Linked DNA regions of Homo sapiens: region 2 is linked to region 1. Evidence: read pairs that join two places in POLR2A ChIA-PET (ENCODE). Cell type or tissue: K562. All regions are shown on one strand. Each heading gives the region's core, and the rest is flanking DNA. Links, peaks and the distances in the headings are about the cores only.

The links. Peaks named below come from ENCODE experiments on the same cell type or tissue, not always from the same donor. Only the 100,000 strongest peaks of a DNase experiment are listed, where the experiment ranks them.
Region 2: POLR2A ChIA-PET joins it to region 1 with 5 read pairs; 9 of 35 experiments call an interaction of 5 or more read pairs at or near these places.

The regions. Positions count from the first base shown.
Region 1 is chr10:97,740,185-97,748,481 of GRCh38, reverse strand. It overlaps ZFYVE27 (zinc finger FYVE-type containing 27), which reads right to left. Exons shown (of 13, transcript NM_001385875.1): 3 at 5,318-5,388; 4 at 3,567-3,753; 5 at 118-213. Among named protein-coding and RNA genes, the nearest start is that of ZFYVE27, 7.2 kb to the right of the region's middle. In K562, for the core only: no CTCF peak of the experiment used is centred there; a DNase peak (open chromatin) is centred at 3,931; H3K4me3 peaks cover 191 bases.
Region 2 is chr10:97,664,712-97,673,008 of GRCh38, reverse strand. PI4K2A (phosphatidylinositol 4-kinase type 2 alpha) reads right to left here. Exons shown (of 9, transcript NM_018425.4): 6 at 8,025-8,124; 7 at 6,438-6,571; 8 at 5,889-5,948. Among named protein-coding and RNA genes, the nearest start is that of AVPI1, 18 kb to the left of the region's middle. In K562, for the core only: no CTCF peak of the experiment used is centred there; no DNase peak of the experiment used is centred there.

The DNA.
Region 1 (8,297 bases), core at 1,836-5,835:
AGGCGAGCTCTTCCCCTGAGGTAAGAGGGGCAGAGGTCCTCTCAAGGCAGCTGGCTTTGCTCGGGCTCAAGCTGCAAATTCCTATAGGGTGGTGGCGGGAGAGGAGGGGTCACTCACTGTGAGGACACGACGGGGTTCTCCCAGTGCAGCACGCGGTAGGCGGCTTCACATGTGCAGCACAGGCGGCTCAGGAAGGCCTCCAGCTGGATCAAGCTACAGACACAGGGGCTTTGGTGAGTGGGCAGGACAGAAGCCCTGGGAAGTGGAGCCTGGGGCCTTGCAGGTACAGTTGGCTAGGGATGGTCAATCTCTTTAAACACACTCACCATGTGCTTAAAGAGAGAGGAGTCGAGAGAGCATGGGAGAAACAGGCCTGGCTAAGCCACCCCAGCTACATTTCAGTCCCCTTTTTGGAGCCTCTTGCTGAGGTGGAAACAGTATAAATGTTCCTGCTTTGGTCTTCTAACTGTTGATGTCAGGCAGGCTACTGAAATTCTCCAGGGCTGTGGCTTCTTTATCTATAAAATGAGGATCAGAGGACCCACCTCACGGGTACACAGCAGCTGTCAGAATAAATGGCATGATATTCTCTACCTGGGATGTGAAACAGACTCACTTGGGGAGTTCTGGTTGTTGTTTTTTTAAACATGGATGAACCACAGAAGCCATGAGCACAATCTGAACCCAGATCTGGGTTTCTGAAGGGAAACCAGGAAACATGGAGATAAGCTGATTCCAGGGCTGGGGCAGGGAAGTATAAGATGAATTTGACCATCCTGTTGTACCATAAAGGAAGCATTCAAAAATGACAGGGACCAATGCAAACAAGAGCCAACTCAAAAGAGCTCCTACTGGCCAAATCTAGGACAATTTGAGATCAAAATAAATAATGATAGTAATAGATTCTAACTCATCAAATAAAATATAAATCTATGAGTTCATACTGATAATAGTAAGAAAGAGCTTCCTTATAGTAGAAAGCCAGCTAAAAAAATGTCGATAGAATAATTAGAAGATCATCTTTGCAACCATCATAGTAATAAACTGATTAAGGCAAGACCCATCAATGGATTTTTAAAGCAGTGGATAAATGTTTGATGAGGAACAAGATATTTACATAGTCTCAAAGTATCTCCCCTCAAATTACTACTAATGAAGAGTAAAATGATAATTTACAGTATGGATGCCTTAACCAAGTGATCAAAGTCAGTATTTCCTGACATCAGGTGCCTCCTGATACGGATGTACTGAACATGACACATCACTTGTCACACTCTAAATCTGATCACAAGGAACCAAACAATCCAAAAATTAGGGAGATTCTACAAAATAATAAGCTTGTACTATTCAAAAATGTCAAGGTCACAAGAAACAAGGACTGAGGAACTGCTCCAGATTAAAGAAGACTAAAGAGACATAAAAAAATTAAACATGATGTATAATCCTGAATTGGATCCCAGATCAGGGAAACTGATACAAAGAACTTTATTAGGACACCCACACTGGCTCACACCTGTAGTCCCAGCACTTTGGGAGGCTGAAGCAGGAGGATTGCTAGAGCCCAGGAATTCAAGGCCAGCCTGGGCAAGACAATGAGACCCTATCTCTACAAAAAAATTGTTTTAATTAGCAGGGTATGGTGCATGTGCCTGTGGTCCCAGCTACTCAGGAGGCTGAGGCAGAAGGATCACTTGAGTCCAGGAGGTTGAGGCTGCAGTGAGCCATGATCATGCCACTGCATTCCAGCCTGGATGACAGAGCAAAACTCCGTCTCAAAAAGTAAAAAAAAAAAAAGAAAAAAGGAAAAAAATTAATAAAAGAAGAAAAAGAACTTTATTAATACAACTGGTAAAATCCGATTACGAATTATACATTAGTTATCAACGTTAAGTTTCCTAATTTTGATTACAGCTCTGTGGATATTTAAGAGAATGTCCTTGTTCTTAGGAAATACACGCTGAAGTATTAAGTCACGTTTGCAACTTACTTTCAAATGGTTTAGGAAAAAGAAAAGAATATGTATATGTAGAGAGATAGACGAAGCCAACATGGCAAAATGTTAATAATTGTTCTATCTGGGTAAAAGGCATTCTTGGTATTATTCCTGTACTTCTTTAAGTTTAAAACTATTTCAGGCTGGGTGCGGTGGCTCATGCCTGCAATCCCAGCACTTTGGGAGGCCAAGGCAGGCAGATCACCTGAGGCTGAAGTTCGAGACCAGCCTGGCCAACATGATGAAACCTCATCTCTACTAAAAATACAAAAATTAGCTGGACATGGTGGCACATGCCTGTAATCCCAGCTACTCTGGAGGCTGAGGCACGAGAATCGCCTGAACACAGGAGGCAGAGGTTGCAGTGAGCCGAGATCACGCCACTGCATTTCAGCCTGGGTTACATAACAAGACTCTGTCTCAAAAAAAAAAAAAAATATATATATATATATATATATATGTGTATATATATATAAAACTATTTCAAAGTAAGAAAGTCTTTTTTAAAAAAACTACATATCCAGGCCCCACTCCAGATAACTGACTCGGAATTTCTGGGGTGAGGCCCAGCCATCTGTTTGTTTATAACTTTTCTTGCCCCTATTCTATTTCAAGAGAATGCAGAGACCCCACTCCAGGGAAGGGAGGTGTAAACGTCCACTGCTACTGAAGTTGTTAGATGAATATTTTTCAAGTCTTAAAATGCTTCCTCAGAAGTACCAGCTCTGTCATGTTTACGAAGTTTCTCCACAGTGTAGTGATGATAACTAATATCTACTCAACACTTCCCCAGTACAAGACACCTGTTCAATCTTCACAACCACCTTCTGAGTAAGCCCTGTTATCATTCCATTTAACAGATGAGAAACTTGAGACACACAGAGGCTAAGCAACTTGCCCAATGTTACACAGCAAGTAAATGGAAGAGCTGGGATTTGAACCCAGGCAGTGGCTTATACATGCACATGCTTAGTCAAGACCCTAAACTGTCTCTCCAGCAGAAAGAACAGGGCCAGGCGTGGTGGCTCACGCCTGTAATTCCAGCATTTTGGGAGGCCGAGGCGGGCGGATCACAAGGTCAAGAGATCGAGACCATCGTGACAAACATGGTGAAACCCGGTCTCTACTAAAAATACAAAAAATTAGCTGGGCGTGGTGGTGTGTGCCTGTAGTCCCAGCTACTTGGGAGGCTGAGGCAGGAGAATCGCTTGAAACCAATGGAAGGCGGAGGTTGCAGTGAGCCGAGATTGCGTCACTGCACTCCAGCCTGGACAACGAGAGCGAAACTCTGTCTCAAAAAAAAAAAGAAAGAAAGAACAGAAGCTGTGAAAACAAACAGCTAGATCGAGATTCTCATCCCAGCTTGGCCACTTTCTAGCTAAGTAAGTCAGCCTTTTTCTTTACCCATAAATGGAAGATGTTAATATTAACTACCTCCCGGAACTGTTAAAAAGGTTAAATGAAGTAACAGCTGTGGTTTGCCTAATATGATGTCGAGCACACAAAGCTAGCACTTAGTGTCATGGCTGCTGTTACTGTTCCCCCACCTCCCTGGCCTCTCTTCCATACTCACAAGCTCTTCACCTCAGCCACGGCCTCGGGACGAGACAGGCGACCTCTCTGCAGGTCCTCCTGCCTCACGCTATGATACTTCCTCCGCATCAGCTCGGAATCAGGCAGCCGTGCCCGGCAAACCTCCTGAAGGTAGCCCAGCAGGGCGGGCACTGAAATCATCAGGGCACCTACTGAGTACCATGCACCTGCAGAATCAAAAACACTGCAGGTAACACAGGTAAGCAAAGACCAGGAGTCGGCCCACCCAGACGCCCACTGCTTGTTCCTCACCTCCTCCAGGGCTCTGCCAGTCAGGCCTTCCCTGATAGCTCTGTACGACACAGTGTCTCACCCCTACTCTCCAGCCCCCTTAACCCAGCTTCATTCCTCATAGACCTTATCACCACATGACACATTGCAGGCATGTCTGTTGTCTCCTCTAATGAAGTAAGCTCTTGAGGGCTGGGACTTTGTCCCTTTGGTCACTGCTGTGGCCCCATCCTCACTTTTAATACGTTTTAAGATGCTGCTAGCACAGAGGAGGCTCACGCTGGAGTGTGACTGCCAGGAGCTCCTGATGCCTGACACTCGGACCTCTGGGCCACTAAGGAAGCTAGAAGCCTTTCGTTCAGCTTTTAGGACACTGCAGACGATTGTGCCTTGAGAAATGGCGAAGCCGAGATAAAATTCAAAGAAAGAACTTCTTCCATGTAACATGGCACCCCAACAACAAGCTAACAGAGCAGCGGGCCCATAATAAATGCTTACTAAACATCTGTCATAGGAACTGACTTACTTTGGGAGCATATATAGAAAAATCAAACATCCTAGGAAGTTTTGAACAGGTAAAGATGAGTCCAACTAAGAAACAGAAAATGAGATCTTATATGAACTGGATTTATTTTCAACCTACTCAATCCCTATCTCCAGAGGAAACAAAGAAGACACCTGAGAAATACAAGGTAAGTAAAAGAACAAAAACATGAATAATGGCCCAGCTCCTCCAAACATTCTGTCCCAGACTCTTTATTCTCACCCTGAGGGGTTTGGCTTTTTATGTGGCCATCTGCCAGCGCCAACCACGGATAGGGTAGGGTCACGGTATGCACTGTAGTAAGAGGTTCATAGAAGACATTACCCATGACCCCAACAGACACCCATGTGTCCACACTTCTATCTCAAAGGCTTCATGCCACTCCTCACTGCTGGTGACTGCCCAGCAGCTCCCGTTAGGCTCACTAGCTGAACCAGAGAAAAGCAACAGATATGGCAAAAATCCCTTATCAGCTCCTCATCCCAGTACCTTTACTCATGCCATGTCCCCAGATGACCCTTGAATCAGCTTAAAAACCAAAATGGAAAAAGGTCAATGCATCCTCAGCAGGAAGTCAAGAAGGAAACAACGATAATACTGAGAGCAGCTACAATGCACTGGCTGCCTCTTCCACGCCAGGCACTGTGCTAAGTATTATGCCTAGACTGCCGCATTCCTCACAAATACTCTAGGAGGAAAGCGTCATTTTTATCCTCCCTCTAGAGGTAAGGAAAATTAGGCCTTAACAGGGAAGTTCAATAATCTGCCCAAGGTCACAGCAGGCAGCTCAGCCTGGATCGTCCCTCTGGAGGCTGTTTCTGACTCCAAGCAGACACAGAGGAACACTAACTCCAGGGCAACAAGAGCAGCTCCCACACATAGGGTGGGGCTGCATCCAGGTGTTCTTCCCCCACATTCGTTCACAAAAACCACTGGCCCCTGAAGGCAGTTCTTACCCTCATTCAAAGTGAGGAACAAGACGTTGAGGCCCAGGCAGGTCAGCAAGGAACACAAAGGCATCTGCCACCTACAATACAGAGAGTCCTGATCACTACAGAGAGTCACTCCTCCAGCTGGGGAGGGGAGACCAGGCAGCACAGACGGGACATCAAACCAGAAGAGGAGGCCTGGAACACAGAAGGTCAAGGAGAAACGAAAAGGGGGCCTCTCACTTGGACTGGTGACCAGGAGAGGCGGTAAGATGTCACACATTAGCACCTGGGGTGAGGAAACTGGTAGGTCTGTAGTGCTTTCTCCCAAAAGGAAGAAGAATTTATAAAATATCAGTTAAGAAACCCAGTTAATACCATTTAACCTGTGTTTTGTAAGGTTGTATTCTCCTTAAGAGGTGACACTGACAAATGTTCTTAATATTTTCCTCTATTCTTTTTTTATAATTTCATAAGAATATATAATCATTGCACAAGATTCAACTAATACAGAAATCAAGAAAAAACAAATTGTGGACTTCTTTGGCCCCATTTGTGCCTTTATCTTCTTATGTCCATGTTTTTGAAAATTTGAGAGTTTATCTGAGAGTTTATTTTGAATACCTATTAATTCAAAAAGAGAAACAATAGTAAAGATTTTATTTTAATATATTAAAAATCAAGATGAAAGTAGGGTGCAGCATTCACTTAGCAATCACACCTTAAGTGAGCTGGAACAGACAGAAGCAAACACAGATACATCACTGCCACCACCACCACCACCACCAAATGGCAATGCAGAAGCCCCCAAACAGGGAACAAGGAAGACCAGAGACTCAGATTGCTGAGAACAAGCAAATGCTGCTGGCTCCGTCCCTGATAAAGGACATTTAGTAGGGAAAGAGGAGCACAGATGCAACAATGAAGCCACGACACCCAAATTCTAAAGGCAGTGTCAATATATAGGTGAGCCACTAGGAGAGAGACAAACATCAGAAAAATAAACAGGTAAATTGCTGGCAAGCATTGAATGTATTTTCTTTTTTTTTTTTTTTTTCTTTTGAGACAGAGTCTCGCTCTGTTGCCCAGACTAGAGTGCAGTGGCACAATCTTGGTTCACTACAACCCCCGCCTCCTGGGTTCAAGCGATTCTGTCTCAGCCTCCCTAGCAGCTGGGATTACAGGGGCACGCCACCACACCTGGCCAGTTTTTGTGTTTTCAGTAGGGATGGGGTGTTTCACTATGTTGGCCAGGCTGGTCTCAAACTCCTGACCTCAGGTGATCTGCCCACCCTGGCCTCCCAAAGTGCTGGGATTAAAGGCGTAAGCTACCGTGCTGGGGCTAAATATATTTTCTTGTGCTCTGGAGTATTTCAGAGTTACTGAATGAGGTTAACTAATTCATGCAGGGCTTTTACTTTTTTTTATTATTATACTTAAAGTTCTGGGATACATGTGCAGAACGTGCAGGTTTGTTACGTAGGTATACACGTGCCATGGTGGTTTGCTGCACCCATCAACCCATCATCTACCTCAGGTATTTCTCCTAATGCTATTCTTCCTCTAGCCCCCACCCCTCAATAGGCCATGGTGTGTGATGTTCCCCTCCCTGTGTCCATGTGTTCTCACTGTTCAACTCCCACTTATGAGTGAGAACATGTGGTGTTTGGTTTTCTGTTCCTGTGTTAGTTTGCCGAGAATGATGGTTTCCAGCTTCATCCATGTCCCTGCAAAGGACATGAACTTATCCTTTTTCATGGCTGCACATAGTATTCCATGGTGTATATGTGCCACGTTTTCTTTATCCAGTCTATCATTGATGGACATTTAGGTTGGTTCCAAGTCTTTGCTATTGTGAATAGTGCTGCAACAAACATACATGTGCATGTGTCTTTACAGCAGAATGATTTATAATCTTTTGGATATATACCCAGTAATGGGATTGCTGGGTAAAATGGTATTTCTGCTTCCAGATCCTTGAGGAATCGCCACATTGTCTTCCACAATGGTTGAACTAATGTACACTGCCACCAACAGTGTAAAGGGGCTTTTACTTTTTAATGAAATTTATGAGTAAGGGAATGAAATGACATCTGTGTCTTTCTCCTGAAATTCAACACACTCCACCTGTACCACCCTAATTACGCCTCAGAACCTCTAGTGGCAGCTACCAGGGTAAAAGCGAAATAAAAGCCAATCCCATTTTGGAAATAAAAACACCACCACTCAAGTCACTTTCATTTTAAAGCCTCTTCCCTTCTATAAAATGTCTTTACTGACACTTTGGTCCCAGGAGACCCAAGCAGTAGAGTAGCTGATCCCAGGAGAGAGTCTGTTAACAATTTACTGCAGCTCTAGGCTTCAGACCTAATAGCCAGAGCCCAAGATTAGGTCCCTCTTCAAAGTCAAATCCTCTTTACTAAGAAAAGAACAATCAAAAGCACAAACTAACGTGACAGCCACTTTCATGGACCAGTGCTCCCTCTCCCAGCAGCACAGAAACTGCAGGCTCCTGGGGGCTTTTAAGTCCAATGCTCCTCCTGCATCCTGCTTTAACCAATCCTACCACATCCTCCAATTTTTAATTCCATAAAATGGAAAAACCCTAACACATTAGTGTGCTAAGACGCACTACGGACTAGTAGAGGAAAAGGAGACGGGCAGGACAGGATACACTTAACTTTCGTACTTTGCCACAAAGAGCAACACACACATACAAAGAATGTGCCGGGGGCACAGCCTCTCTCCTAAAGAAGACCAAACTTCACATCATGCTGAGATTATAAAAGGAGAAAACAGCCTCTCCTCATACTGTCTCCCTACCCCTTGTGGGAAGAGCACAGTGATCTTACAGTAGAGAACACAGCTCTGGAACACTGACTAGCTCACCTCTACGGATACAGACATAAATTAGGTGAACAAGAAAAATGTAGGGCCTTTGCCAGAGAACTAGTAACAAAACATCCACTATTTCCAGACTGAGGCATGGATAAATACTCAATGGCAT
Region 2 (8,297 bases), core at 1,813-5,812, 75 kb after region 1:
CATCTCAAAAAACAAAAAGAAAAAAAAAAAACACAAAAAACACTTAAAAATGAACAGATCCTAACCTGGCCAACATGGTGAAACTCTGTATCTACTAAAAATACAAAAAAATTAGCCAGGTGGGGTGGTGCACACCTGTAATCCCAGCTGCTTGGGAGGCTGGGCATAAGAATCACTTGAACCTGGGAGGTGGAGGTTGCAGTGAGCTGAGATCATGTCACCGTACTCCAGCCTGGGCAACAGAGCAAGACCCTGTCTCAAAAAAAAAAAAAAAAAAAAAAAAGAACAGACCCTCTGACTCGGCAATTCCATTTTTAAGAAACACTAATGGATATGCATAAAACATTTAGTTCCAAAAACAAATGTAATATTGTTTATAACAGTGAAAAGATGTAAACTAGTTAATACTTGAAGGGATAAGAAACAATTATCCTAAAATATATAGAAATTTAACCAGGGAACTATCAAATATATATATAAATGTATTGGCAAAGAAGCGATCACAATGTTGTGTTAGATGCAAAGGAAAGCAGAAAAGGAACCAGTGTTAGATTGTGACCCCACTTTTACTTTCTAAATTCTATCTTTCTATCTAACTATAGTGTAGAAAAAAGTCTGGCAGTTGGCAGTGGTCATCTCTGGGTCTCAAGAAATTATAGGTGGTTTTGGTCCGGGCGTAGTGGCTCATGTCTGTAATCCCAGCACTTTGGGAGGCCGAGGTGGGCAGATCACGAGGTCAGGAGTTCAAGTCCAGCCTGGCCAACATGGTAAAACCCCATATCTACTAAAAATACAAAAATTAGCCAGGCATGGTGGCGCATGCCTGTAATCCCAGCTACTTGGGAGGCTGAGGCAGGAGAATCGCTTGAACCCAGGAGGTGGAGGTTGCAGTGAGCCAAGACTGCGCCACTGCACTCCAGCCTGGCAAGAGAGCGAGACTCCATCTCAAAAAAAAAAAAGAAAGAAATTATAGGTGGTTTTAATTATTTATTGTTGTTCATCCCTATTTTATGATTTTCCTACAAAGATGATATAAATGTAAAATGTAAAAAGCTGGCTGGGCGTGGTAGCTCATGCCTGTAATCCTAGCACTTTGGGAGGCCGAAGTGGGCGGGTCACCTGAGGTCAGGAGTTTGAGATCAGCCTGTCTCTACAAAAATACAAAAATTTTGAGAAACCCCATCTCTACAAAAATACAAAAATTAGCTGGGCATGATGGCGAGTGCCTGTAATCCCAGCTACTGGGGAGGCTGAGGAGGGAGAATCACGTGAACCCGGGAGGCGGAGGTTTCAGTGAGGTGAGATTGTGCCATTGCACTCCAGTCTAAGCAAATGAGCAAGACTCCATCTCAAAAAAACAAACAAACAAACAAACAAAAAGTAAAAAGCCAACATTTTATTTGGATTCTCCTTCTAACACTATCTCTTCATCACCTTTTTTTTTAAATAAATGTTTTACTTTGGAATAATTTTAAATTTAGAGAAAAGTTGCAGATTGTACAAAGAGTTCCTATATAGCATTTGCCCAGTTTCCCCTAATTTTTTTTTTTCTTTTCTGAGACAGGGTCTCACTCTGTCACCCAAGCTGGAGTACAGTGACACATTCATAGCTCACTGCACCCTCCAACTTCTGGCCTCAAATGACCCTCCCAATTTGGCCTCCCAAAGTGTTGGGATAACAGGCATGAGCCACTGAGTCCAGTCCTCACCATCTTTTGTCAGTATTTTACAGGTATTTCAGTTATGTGTCCATGAGGACACAGTTTCTCCTCTTTGTCAAAATTAGTATCACCACCATTTATCTTCTCTGGTAGGAGAGTACAAAAGCTGAAGGTGTCCTGTCTTCTCTCTCTCTCTCTTTTTTTTTTTCTGAGACGGAGTTTCGCTCTTCTTGCCCAGGCTGGAGTGCAACGGCACAATCTCGGCTCACAGCAACCTTCACCTCCTGGGTTCAAGCGATTCTCCTGCCTCAGCCTCCCGAGTAGCTGGGATTACAGGCATGCACCACCACACCCAGCTAATTTTGTATTTTTAGTAGAGATGGGGTTTCTCCATGCTGGTCAGTCTGGTCTCGAACTCCCAACCTCAGGTGATCCACCCGCCTCGGCCTCCCAAAGTGCTCGGATTACAGGCATGAGCCACCACGCCTGGCCCTATCTTCTTTAAAACACTAGATGTTGAAGATTTCATGGCCAGGTCACAGAACATGGAGGGGTAAGCTAGGCTGCACCCTGAAATCACACAGACACACAGCCCTCAAGCCACAAATATCCTCTTACACAACTGCTGCCTATAAAGGAGCAGAGATACAACTGCAACAGGGGTCATTTGTTACCCTATTGGTAACAAATTTCTTTTTTACTTAATTGTTTTGGTACTTGCCAGCATCCTACACTGTTCCAAATAGTCTGAAGCACAATATTGGGGTGAAGAACTAAAAGGAGATTGCGGGAGTATCTGGGGTAAACATGTCAAATTGTCTACTACTTATTTTCAAAAGATTTGGCAAAAAAGAATATCTAGGGAGAGAAATTAAATAGATATTATTCAGATACATCACTGGATAATACGTAGACATATGAGATAAATGTGGTTAAATATAACAACTGAAGAATCTAGAAGATCCCATTCTTTCAACTTTACTGAGGTTTGAAAATTTCCAAATTAAAAAGCTGAAGATAAGCCTGGAACCAGGACTGAAAAGAAAGGAGAATAAAGAATTTAAAAAGAAAAATTATTTTTTAAATTTGAAGAAAAATTATAGCAGTCACATAATACTAAAGAATAAATACTATCTTTGAAAATGTTGGGCTGGATGTGGTGGCACATGCCTATAATTTCAGCACCTTGGGAGGCCAAGGCAGGAGGATCGCTTGAGGCCAGGAGTTTGAGACCAGCCTGGGCAACATAGCGAGACCCCACCTCTTAAAAAAAATTACCCAGAAATGGTGGTGCATGCCTGTGGTCCCAGCTACTCAGGAGGCTGAGGGGGGAGGACTTCTTGAACCTAGGAGTTCAAAGCTGCAGTGGTCTACAATTGGGCCACTGCACTCCAGCCTAGGTGACAGAGCATGACCCTGTCTTTAAAAAAAAGAAAAGAAAAAGAAAATGTTACAGAGGCTTTCTCTCAGACCCTAGATTCTTTAACTCCCGGTGAGAAGCCTTTAAGTTGAGTAACAACTTCTATCACCTGACTGTGTCCCTGTGGGGCCTCTTCACTCTTTCCCTACATCTCAGGGCCCTTGTACTACAGCCCATCCTGCAATAATGGCTCAGCTATGTAGACAGGGTTATGACCTCTTTTCTCTGTGCTTTGTCAGATTTCTGTAGTGCAGAAATTTTGTAGTGCACACATTTTGCTTTGATGTGTGAATGGTAGACAAGTAAGCACATGAGTGATATACTGGCCATGTACATGTTGGAAGGAGCTGGATGGTCACCCTAAGGTAGTAGGCACTTTAGGTTACAAGATACCAAAAGCTCCTCTGAAGACATTAGGAGCACAAGATGGAGATAAATAAAACTGCACTACCCCAACCTCCCTACCATCCTGAATAATGGCACTATCTGAGTAATGGGAGAAGGGTTGGCAAGGGACTGAGCTGGGATGGAATTAGATAAGACATTGCAATACGGACAGAGGCACAGCCTATATCAACTGGAGAAGCCAGTTTACTCCTTTATGCTGAGTTCCATAACATCTGAGTCTATCACATGGCTTTTAATGCTTCCAAAAATTCTGCCAGCCTAATTGGGCCCTTACATTACTTGGGAAATGTAGGAATACCATGTTACTGGTATTCAGACAGCTACAATAATTGTAGTTCTTAAAACCTCTGTCCAGGCCGGGCTCAGTGGCTCACTCCTGTAATCCCAGCACTTTGGGAGGCCGAGGCAGGCAGATCACCTGAGATCAGGAGTTTGAGACCACCCTGGCCAACATGGTGAAACCCCATCTCTACTAAAAATACAAAAATTAGCCAGGTGTGGTGCCATGCACCTGTAATCCCAGCTACTTGGGAGGCTGAGGCAGGAGAATCACTTGAACCTGGGAGGTGAAGGTTGCAGTGAGCCAAGATCGCACCACTGCACTCCAGCCTGGGTGACAGAGTGAGACTCTGTCTCAAAAGAAAAAAAAAACCTCTGTCCAACCCCCTTCCAGGGAAAAATGGGCTCAGCAAACCCAGGAGGTGCTGTCATCAGAGGTCTTTAGATAAATGGCAGGAAGAAGTAAATGCAGAATTAAGGCTGAGAAGATCCTCTTGCCCTTTAAAGATGGGAGAAGCTGAATTTTCTGTATACAAAAATCATAATCCTAACAGCTATTAATACTACAAATTGAGTATTTTAGTATACCAGGTACTACTCTAACTGTTTCAAATCATTTATCTCATAATAATTCTGTAAGGTGGGTACCATTATTATTATCTTGAGACAGGTTCTCACTCTGTCCCCTAGACTGGAGTGCAGTGGTGCCATCTCAGCTCACTGCATCCTAGACCTCCCAGGCCCAAGCAATCCTTCCACCTCAGCCTCCTGAGTAGCTGGGATTACAGGCGTGCGCCACCACACATGGCTAATTTTTGTGTTTTTTGTAGAGATGGGGTTTCACCATGTTGCCCAGGCTGGTCTCCAACTCCTTAGCTCAAGTGATCTGCCCACCTAAGCCTCTCAAAGTGCTGGGATTACAAGTGTGAGCCACCATGCCTGGTCTCAGCTACTATTATTGATCCCACATTAAACATGAGGAAACTAAGGGAAGGAGAGATTAAGTAACTTGCCCAAAATCTCACAGGTAGTAAATGGCAGAGCCAGGCTTCAAAAACCCAGGCACTGTGACCACAGTTTGCACCCTTAACCACTAGGTCATCCCAACTCTCTTTAAGAAGACTTCAAAGTGATAGGCATAATACCAGTACCCTACAGAGTTTTCAAACCATTTTTCAAGCATTTCTTTACTATGCTTTGGAAGATCAACAATCCCCTTGGTTTCCTTAGCTCCCTTTGAAGGTGAAGTGGAAGGAGAAGGAATAATGTAAGTTGCACCTATAACAACAAAATTATAACCATAATCAATATGTGAGTGCTTCATGTGCCCAGTACTCTTTTTACTAAACGCTTGATAAGCATTATCTCATGAAATTCTCCAGCCAACTGTGCAACGTATTATTACTATCCTGTTTTATGAACAAGAAAACAGAGGCTTTTGCCCCAGGCCACAGAGCTTCCAAGTAGTGAAGCAGTCTGGCTCCAGGGCCCAGATCTTAACCACCAAAACATACAGCCTGCCTTGAGCAACTCTAGGACAGAGAGCATTAGTTTAATTACCAATGAATTACCTAGCAACTAGCATAGAGATGAGTGCACATTAAGTGCTTCAACAAGCACTGGATACCAGGGAAGAGGTGGGAGAATTGGGAGGGCCACTTTTCCTCTCCTAGGTGTTAAGGTACAGCCAAAAATAATGTACACAACGGACTTAAAAAAGCTGTAAAACACGGCCGGGCGCAGGGCCTCACGCCTGTAATCCCAGCACTCTGGGAGGCAGAGGCAGGTGCATCACTTGAGGTCAGGAGTTCGAGACCAGCCTGGTCAACATGGTAAAACCCTGTCTCTACTAAAAATGCAAAAATTAGCCGGGCGTTGTGACATGCGCCTGTAATCCTAGCTACTTGGGAGGCTGAGGCACAAGAATTGCTTGAACCTGGGAGGTGGAGGTTGCAGTGAGCAGAGATCATGCCACTGCACTTTAGCCTGGGTGACAGAGTGAGACTCGGTCTCAAAAAAAAAGGGGGGGGTATAAAACACAAACTTCAAACATTTGCTCAACCTGAGCACACAACACTCCCAGAGACGCCAAAGATACTGGGAGGATGTCCCAGGCTTACCTGGCCCCGCATGACAGCAATCTGCTTATGGAACTGGCCCCTGTCGAAACCAGGATCTTTCTGCAAAAGAAGACCAGAAGGAGATGGAACCTGTGTGAATGCCTCACAGGAACCCATTTTCTCCCCCAGTTAGAAACTTTCTAAGAAGGAAAACCTGCATAAGGCTTCTGCAGCTTTGTGAAGTCAACTACTCCCACAAGAACTCCCTGCTTTACAGATGAGGAAACAGAAAACAAGTCAATATCTTCCTCTGCATCTCAAACTCTAGGCTCCAGTGCTCCATATTAAAATGAAAGCCCTGCAGATACATTGCAGCCACATGATGGACAGGAGAGACACATCAGTGTGATTTCTCACCCCTGCCCATTTCTCTCAAACCCATCCAAACCAGGTCCTGCTGTCCACATGTGGAAATCTTGCTATTCGTTGGCTAACTCAAGTCAGAAAGGTGTTAGCCATTTCCTCTTGGCTTTTGTCAGGACCAATTAAAAAAACCATTAAAAATTCCTTCTCCCATATGATAATAGGGCTGAGGTTCCCAGGGCTAACCTTGAAGAGTTCATATAGGTCCTCTTCCAAGTCCTTGACGAAGTTAGGGTCCGATATCTTTGGAAGGATCAGATCTTTGATCTCCTGAGAAAATGGGACTTTCGCCTGGGGCAACCAGGCCCAGTAAAAAGGATCTGAAAAGAGGAAAAGTCAAAGGCAAAGCTGGTGTTGGAAAAGTCCCTGCTCATCTGTGTCCTCCACCAGTCAAGGCACTTTCTAAAGGAGAACCCCTCTTCCCTGACATACAACAGAAACAAAAACTTACAAGTGCTCTTAACTGTAAAGGTTACACAGCTAGTCAGTAGAGGAACCAGGGTTCAAACCCAGGGCTGCCTAATGTCAGAGCTCATTCTCAGACATTACATGACCTTCCAAGATGCAAGGTCTAGAAGCAACTACTTGCCACTGAGACGCTGAGATGGTCCTTCTGAAAAGGAAGACTAATGCTGCAAAAGGGGCTACTGACTCCCTACATTTATTTCTCCTCCTTTCCAGAAGCTTCTCAGTTACAACAGGGTAGGAGATGGAACAAGGAAGACAGAACACTGATAGGAAGCTTATATTTAGAGGCACAATTAGAATAAATTATGGAAAGACAGTCCTCAGATAACAGGAAAAAAAAAGATATTTCAGGAAATATACACTAAAACAATAAAATAACAAATTAAAAAATTAAAAAAGGGCCGGGCGCAGTGGCTCATGCCTGTAATCCCAGCACTTTGGGAGGCCAAGGCGGGTGGATCACAAGGTCAGGAGATTGAGATCATCTTGGCTAACACACTGAAACCCTGTCTCTACTAAAAATACAAAAATTAGCTGGGCATGGTGGCGGGTGCCTGTAGTCCCAGCTACTCGGGAGGCTGAGGCAGGAGAATGGTGTGAACCCAGGAGGAGGAGGTTGCAGTGAGCCGAGATCGCGCCACTGCACTCCAGCCTGGGCGACAGGGCAAGACTCCGTCTCAAAAAAAAAATAAATAAATAAAAAATAAATAGCCCTCAGCCAGGCGCAGTGGCTCACACCTGTAATCCCAGCATTTTGGGAGGCTGAGGCAGGCAGATCACCTGAAGTCAGGAGTTCAAGAACAGCCTGGCCAACATGGTGAAACCCCGTCTCTACTAAAAATACAAAATTAGCCGGGCGTGGTGGCGCATGCCTGTAATCCCAGCTACTTGGGAGGTTGAGGCAGGAGAATCGCTTGAACCCAGGAGGTGGAGGTTGCAGTGGGCCCAGATCGCACCATTGCACTCTAGCCTGGGCAACAAGAGCGAAACTCCATTTCCAAAAAAAAAAAGTCCTCAGAAAGAACGAGAAGAATGCAAAGAGACAATGAGAAAACTCATCTTTATGCTTCTAATTTCTAATCACCTTTATGCTTGTAATGGGAATCATAGAAGACAAAAATTAGAAAAACAGCTTACATTATGAAATAGTTGCCATATGCCAGCCATTGTGTTAAAGTGCCTGAACTCCATTATTTCATTAATTTTTAGAATAATCCTATGATAGAGACATTATCATCTCCACTGCACAGTGAGAAAATATACTGAGCAAGGGAAGAGCCAGACCACCATTGTCTGGAGACTTACATGCCCTCCAGGAGTCAGGATGCTTCAGTGGGAAGGCCAGCCCATTGTCTATGGCAGCCACCTTGATAACAGGCTCCTTCACCACCACCCAGTCTGTGTCCTGAAGAGCAAGGAAAGACTAATGACTGAGGAAACCCATCTCCCTCAGGCCCTTCCAATTAGTAGCAAAGCAACTCATCCCAACTCCCTCAAGAGAAGAATTCTTATTGAACTTATCTTGAGCTACTCTCTGAACTGGCTTCCATGTTGTTATCTGAACTTAGCACATTTTGG